Linked DNA regions of Mus musculus: region 2 is linked to region 1. Evidence: chromatin contacts called from ENCODE Hi-C or POLR2A ChIA-PET data. All regions are on one chromosome and are shown on one strand. Each heading gives the region's core, a stretch centred on a gene start or an enhancer-like site at or near the end of the contact. The rest is flanking DNA. Distances are from core to core; before and after follow the strand shown. Region 1 holds the start of Etv6 (ets variant 6). Region 2 holds the start of Lockd (lncRNA downstream of Cdkn1b).

The links. A loop is a pair of places that touch in the nucleus more often than their neighbours do. ChIA-PET counts read pairs that join two places held with the same protein, here RNA polymerase II (POLR2A).
Region 2: a map of T-helper 17 cell shows a loop between it and region 1 (2.2-fold over the local background). The contact joins the promoter of Lockd here to the promoter of Etv6 in region 1. A Hi-C loop is called at or near these places in 1 of 37 maps with a recorded cell type or tissue (T-helper 17 cell). POLR2A ChIA-PET finds 5 or more read pairs at or near these places in 1 of 5 experiments (embryonic stem cell).

The regions. Positions count from the first base shown.
Region 1 is chr6:134,033,619-134,037,281 of GRCm38, reverse strand. It overlaps Etv6 (ets variant 6), which reads right to left and starts at 1,582. Exons shown (of 8, transcript NM_007961.4): 1 at 1,144-1,582. The coding sequence starts at 1,176. It overlaps Gm46977, which reads left to right and starts at 1,970. Exons shown (of 4, transcript XR_001785383.2): 1 at 1,970-2,240.
Region 2 is chr6:134,927,022-134,930,684 of GRCm38, reverse strand. Lockd (lncRNA downstream of Cdkn1b) reads right to left here and starts at 1,593. Exons shown (of 2, transcript NR_037956.1): 1 at 1,400-1,593.

The DNA of each region.
Region 1 (3,663 bases), core at 333-2,832:
TGGCAAACTTCACAACAACTTTTTAAAAGCAACTAACTACAGCACCTCAGCCTATATAGACAGACTGTGTATATACATGCACATGCGACTACCTGGAGGCAAAGGCTGTTTGCAAATATCCCTCTTGAACTTAGAGCAGGTCAGGGAGCTCCAAGACTGCAGCTTTTCCACACCAGCTTGGACTGTCAGAGAAGGTCATTTTGCTTAGCTACTTCTTTTCCACCCTTCATCACAGGAGTTTTCTACTTTCAGATTGCTCAACTTTCATATGCACTAGCGTAAAACAACTATTCAGCAACTTTATTCACCTTGGTTTAATTTTTTTTTTCATTGTGCAATGCCCAGGAAAAGCTGACACCAAGACTGTCTTAGGACTTGCAATCACAATCAGAAGAGAAGAGAGGGTAAAATTCTTGTGTGATAGAACGGGGGGGGGGGGGGGAGGAGGGGCGTAAAGAGAGAGAGAGAGAGAGAGAGAGAGAGAGAGAGAGAGAGCATCCTAGTGGAGCCCCTAGAACTTTTTCCCTAGAGACCACCCCTTGGGAACAAAAGTTACAATTCAGTCTCACGTTATGCGTAGGAATAAAGAGAAAGGGTTTTTCTTTTTCCTTTCTTATTTTTAAGCGCACTAATTACGGAGGTGCTCTACAGATCTGAAGACAACCCGGGTTCCTCCTACCAATTGAGAGCGGCATTACATTGTCAAAAAGAAAGGGAGTGGGGCTCTCTTTCTCTCTTGTCCTCTTGGGCTATTACCTTCCCCCTACCTTCCCTATTCCCTTCCCTCTCTCTCCACGTGTTCATGGCCTGCCTCTACTTCTCTACTCTCTCCCTCTCTCTGCTTTTTTCTGCCACAACTACCCTCTTGACTCCCCTCCCCTTGCCCTAAATAAACTCTATTCTATACTATTAAAAAAAGGAAAGAAAGAAAGGGAGTGGGGGGGGGAGGCAGGAGCCCAAGAGGATCTCGGCGGAGAGGGGTGCAGCAAGGTTACACTAAAGGGTACAGCGCGGCCGCGAGCTGCATCTCCTTTTCCCTCGCGCCCCAAATAATTCCCCGCCAGCCTAGCAACTGCACCAGCAGCCCCGGGGTAAGGGGGTTCCGATCGCCCAGCGGAGGAAGGAGGGGAATCCGATCGTTACCTTAATGCTAGACTGAGCAGGAGTCTCAGACATGTCTCACAGCGAAAGGGATCAGGAAGTTCTCAGTTTTTTTCCACTTTCCTTTCCTCTCCCCAACCCAGAAACGCTCGGCGGGGCAGCGGGATGCGGTCGTTTAAGAAGTTTCTTGCAGCATCGCTGGCGGCGGCCGCCCGAGGGGGAGGGGGGGCTCTTCTCAACGCGCGGATTGGGCGCGAGGTGCGGGGGCGTAGGAGCCGGCGAGCACGGCGTGGGGTGTGCGGGTCGCGGCGCGGCGACCCGGGCGCAGCAGGCCGGCCTGGCGTGTCTCCTCCCACCCGCGGCCGGCGCGCCCGCCCTCCCGCGGCGCTCGCTCGCTCGCTCTCTCGCTCCCTCGCTCCCTCCCTCCCTCTCTCTTTCTCGAATGTTTTCCTTCCTGGAAGAGAGAAACTGAAAGGCAGAACTGAGAAAGCTCTCTGCTCATTGATCTTGAGAGTTTCAGGGCAGAAACTGACGTGAATTCCCAGCACCCGGCTCTGCCTCTTAAAGGAGCCACCAGGAAATAAAAGCTCGGGTTACCGCGGGCCGCGGAGAAATCAAAAGGCGTGCGGGGGAGGGGCGCGGGATGCCCACTGGGCCGCCCCGAGGCGGAGGACGCCTTTGGGGAACCTTGCAGCGTGGCCCAAGGACCAGCAAGCCTGGTTCATCTCTCTCCCGACTCCCCTGGCTGCGCCTCAGGAGGACCTGGGCCACGCACAGTAGGGGCTTTTCTGTGCACTCCCAGAGGCGCAAATGCAGCCTGGGGACCGCAGTCTAGGAAGGGGCTTTCCGGGAAGGACGCGGCGCCGCAGGAGGAAGCGAGACAATGGCCTTTGTTCTGCGCGGCGACCGCGGCCGCTTTAAGAGAATCCACCAGGAAATGGGAGCTCGGGTTACAGGCTGCGCACGGGGAAGTGCAGGGCGCGACGCTGGAGACAAAGCCGCGCGGTCGCGCTCCGGCGCAGGGACGCGGCGAGCGGGGGTGCTCCCCGCGACGGGGGCGCCCCACGGCCTGACCTCCCGCCTTCCCCGATTCGAAATCCCCCGGCCATTTAAAGCCACAGCGGCCGCTACCAACCGACGTAGGTGACTGGACTACAAAGTTGACAGGGCGCGTTCCAGCAGATCTTAGCCCTCCCCTGGGCCGCTCCTCGGGCTCGGTCATTGGCGGAGGGGACAGCCCGGGGTCCTGCAGAGGAGGGGCTGCCAGAATCCTGGGGCTGAGGCGCTAGCCTTGAGCACCAGCGTTCCGATCACTCTATTTTTATTGCTATTTATAATCTCTTAAAATGCCCACCGCAGAAGATGGTGTTTAAATTCTAACCCTCTAGTCTATACAGGTTTAATATGTGGATATATAACGAAGAGCTTGATGCACTTCCATTTTGTGCTTTGACGGTAAAATAAACACAAATGTATGCGTGTATGAATGCATTATACTCATCTTCCCTGCTGAGGGTTTCCCAGACTCACCTCTGTATTCCCACCTCTGTAGTTTCTTGGGAAGGAGGCGTGGGGGTGGGAGGAAGCAGTATTGTTTTGAAGTAAAATCTCTCAATGTAACCCTGACTGTCCTGGAACTCTTTCAGGCTGGCCTGGAACTAGTTCTGCCTCTGATCTTTCTTATGTATTTATTTATTTCCTGCACACTTTTCAGCGTCGTAAAAACGTGCTCAGACTTTCATAAACAGAACTTCTGTTCATACATACTCATATTAGGACACTCTAAATGAAATTTTCCAAGAGTCAGGCTGGGAACGCACCCCGTTGCTGATAACAGTAATGTTCTTGGAGGGAACCTCCAAGGTACCACAACCCGTTTTGTCATCTAGTAGCCATATTCACCAAAAGAACTTAGTCTTGTTTATGCTAGGTCCCAACCGGACTGCATTTACCCATTCTTATCTCTCACGAGTACCTACCTTTGCTCCCGTGTTCTTGAAGCTTTTTTGCTGTTGTTTCTTACTGGGAATTTTCGTTGTGTTCCTGTGGTTGTGTTTGTTTTGAGACAGGGTCTGACAATGTGGATGAGACTAGCCTTGAAGCCTGGTCTATCTGCCTCCCAGTGCTGAGATTAAAGGCGTGAACCACCACACCCAGCCAGTTGGTTTTTAAATTTTCTTAAGTTTGTAGTCCAAGTTGGCCTTGACTTGAAGCAAAAAAATTCTCCCGAACCCGGGCCACTATGCACTATGCCCCTTTTAAGGGGCAGCGGGTGCTTAAACATCCATTTCTTTGTTTACAGCCCTGGAGATTGAACCTAGACCTCATGTGTTCTAGTCTAGTGCTCTCCTACTGAGCATCCATTCCCAGCTAAACAATTTTTGGTTTCCCTTTGCGTCTCTTAACTGATGTTTGCAGACATTGGATCTGATGGACTTTTGCTGCGTTAAGTCTTAGGCACCCTTACATCACTGATCTAACTGTAGGGTCTCCGATAACTTCTCAGCACTTATGAGATGGGAAGGGGTAGCGCCTATGTAATAAGATTCTCATACATATGAG
Region 2 (3,663 bases), core at 344-2,843, 890 kb before region 1:
CATAGATTTCTATTTAGCTGTTCCAGAGCCTAAATGTAAAGGCTTCACTTTAGTATGAAAAGTTAGGGTGGATACAGTAGCACGTGCCTACAGTCCCATCTGGTTAAGAGATTACGTCAGACACATCAAGTTCAAGACCAGCAAGAAGTAGAGGGAGGGAGAAAGAGGGAGGGGAGCCATTATTAGTAGTAATGCATTTATTTTTGACCTGGGACTCATAGAGATCCATCTGCCTCTGCCTCACGAGTACTGGGATTAAAGCTGTACACCACCATGTCCAGTGGGGTTTTATTTATGACCTCCTTTGTTTGTACGCTTGTTGGTATATTCGAGGTAGGGAGGGTTATATGCAGCCCAGGCTGACTGCAAAGTCTCTCAGTATCCTAAGCAGGCCTTGAACTCCTGATCCTCCTGCCTCCAGCTCCCAAGTGCTCAGATTACAGGTGTGCTCCACCATGCCAAGCCCAAGTTTCCAAGCCTGTTTTCACAGTCACGTGCTATCTGAATCTTTATCTATGACACCCCTGTCCGGGGACCATCCAAATCCCTGCTTGGCTCACACTCAAGATGAAGACCTGTTTCTGAGACTAGCTTCCTCCTTCCAGGGATGTGGTTTTCCTCATGGACTGCTCATTCTGATCGGATGTGTCCTCTGAAAGGCAGAGGTAAGCACTGAGCCTCTAACAGAGTCCATGAATACAGCCTGGAGAGCAGCTCAAACATGTTGGTTTATGGACGGGGTCAAGGAGCTTAGTGGACTGGGAGAGGTAAGGTCAGAACTAGACAGCTAAAAAACTAAGAACATGGCATACTGGTTCAGGGGCCAATGGAGGCTAAGGCTGGGCTTCTGGCTAAAACAGACTGAAAGGAGATATCAGGAGAAATTATTTTAAGGAAAGAAAAAGGGAAGAAAAAAAAAAGGCAAAGGCAAAGAAAGGTATACATATGAGATGTCCCTGATAAAGAGAAAGACTGATCTAGGACTACTGTTTAATTATTATGACGTTTTAAAAGCTTCACTGCAAAGAAAAACATAGTTGGATCCTAATTAATAAAAGCCATCACTTGTATTAGACCTGTTCTACTAATTGAATCCTCCTAGATCTTAACAAACTCTTTCCAATGAGTTTCCTGACCCAGAAATCAAAAGGGGACTTTATGTCCCCTTCTCATCCTCACAAGGGGGGGTGGGGAACCAAACCTGGAAAACAGACAGGTTCCCCCCCCCCTTTAAGGTTAAAAAGGAAGAAAATGACACCGACTGCCTTTGTCCTGATGGATTTTGACACTCTAACCCCAGAAATAACACCTCTTTTGCTCTATATAGAGTCTATAGCCACACCTTGTATTTGGTTGGTTTATTCCTATGACGGGTAATATTCATTTCTAGGATAACTACCCGCTCCCGCCCTCCCCAAGTCTACCTTTCCAAGACAGGGGAAGGTGCGTCCTCGTCGAACTCCCGCCTGTACCTTCCTAGTACCTCTGGCCAGCAGCCTGTGTGCCCGTGCTCCCTGGACATCCGTGAATGTTTGATGCTACATCTCTACCCAAACTGAAGCTTCCCGCCTGCATTCTGTCAACGGCACTTGCGGGCGGGGCGGGGGGGGGGCAACTTTTGGAACAGAAAGCTCCACCCATCCTACTCCCTACTACCTGCAATCAAACCAGCTAAAACACCCCACCTCAGACTCCCCAACTAAGTCTCATCACATGATCTACCGTACGGTAATTTTTTTTTTTTAACAAGAAAACAAGCATCCAAAAAAAAAAAAAAAAAAATTCAAACTGCAGGCGCGAGCCAATGGGGAAGCAGGGGAAGGTGGGCGGGGGAAGCGCGGCGGGCTGGGCGGGGACCCGCGGACCTGTGGACCGAAGGATTCGTAAAACGCAGCAGGCGCACGGTTTAGGCTTTTTTTTTTTTTCTTCCAAAACTCAGTTAAGCGCGAGGCTCCGCCTGCAGCTGCAGCCTCGCAGATCCACCTTAAATCTTCAGTGGACTCGGTGCAGGGGTCAGTGGGCGCAGCCAATGCCAATCAAGTTTACAACCACCAGCTCGGGACGAGGGAGGGGGGGTTTGGGGAAGGCCAGAGGGAGAAACTTCAACTTCTCGCTTTATATGCACACATCACACACGCGCACACGCAAACACACGTACGCACGCACATGCACACGCACACAAAGGGAAGGAGGGGGCCAGAGACCGGCGCTCCGCCGCCAAGTAACAAGTTTGCAAACGCTTCTAAGCTCGCTGGCCGCGGCCTGGACGCGCTTCCCGCGTCCCGACCCGAGCGCCATGATGGTGGCTGCGGTTCTCAGTCCGGGTTCTGGAGGGGGAGCCGCAAATGATGCAATCCCCCGGCCGGCGCCCGAACCGCGCGCCCTTCTCCCGGCCTTTTTCTTAACGTTCCTTTTAGAGGCGCGTCGAGGTTTCGCGCCCAAAGCATGGATAAGGGGTTTTTCTTTTGTTTTATTTTTTAAGATTTCCTAATTTCTGGTTCCTACCTCTGCTGAGTCCTTATGCATGATAAGTCTGTGACTTGGATGGAGGCCCGAGGGACTTGAGACTTGAGTGTACGTGGAAATAAGTGCACTTTCGGTTCTCCGGGATCCGCCTGTGGCTGACCCCACCCTATTACAACCCCACGCGAGTGAAATCAGGGAGACGACCCCATAGGTTTCTAAGTAGGATCCATGGCCTTTTTACCCCTCAGTGTCGTTTGCAAGGTTTCTTTTTTGCTTTAATTTTATTATTTTTTAAAGCCAGGAAAGGGGGGGGCAGGAGTAGGGTGTGGCTCAGGTGAAAGATGGCAAATGAAAAAGAATCCATGCTCTGAAAAACAGATCAGGGATCCTAAGTGGACTTCTAAACAAAACACCTTTTAGTTCAAAGCGCTAGACGAGCAATCGTGTTTTCTGGTGATGATGGTGTAATGGCGAAGGCAATTCTCTGGCTCCCAGGAAAGGTCGCTCAGTGCAGCCAGGGTGGTGGGCACACAGTGGCTTGAAAGGCCGACTGCTTGCTCCCTCCCACTAGTGAATGTCCATAGTCCCCCAATCTAACCCATCACAGCCCCCTCCCCAAATCCTTATTTCCCCCAGTTCTTCCTTGCCCAGGTCTGCGGTTCTGGACAGCCAAGGATGCAAAGGTGGGGGGCACTTTGCAAGCAGGGTGAAGGGCAGGGCTGATCACCGAAAGCGGCAGTGGTTCTCCACAGTTAGGCGCGCATTGGTGACGGTCGCTTAGCCGCCAGCGAGCCGGGAAGGCTTTCGAAATCCGCGGGGCTGCGGATCATTGGAGCCCTGCGGTAGGGGTGGGAGCGGGCTGCTGCCCTGGAGGGTCCACGAACTCCGGGAAATTGGTCCCTTCGGGCAAGTCCCCCAGAACTCAGTGAGCGGCGGGGTGTCCTCTGGGAAGGGTCGTGGGCCTTCCATAGTGATTTTCTTCGTCTGGAGGATCGATGGTGAGGAAGAAAGGTTTCTAAGAAGTAACCCAGCCCGGCTGCGCGGATAGAGGCGCGGCCGCTTTTTTGCGGCCTGCGGGCGCCCGGGGCGCGGGAACTGCGCGCAGCCACCCTGGCAGTGCGGGACTTGCAAGTAGCCGGCGACATTAAAGACTTTTGGTCTTGAGGCGCCAGCCAGCCCGACCAGCAGTTGCCACAG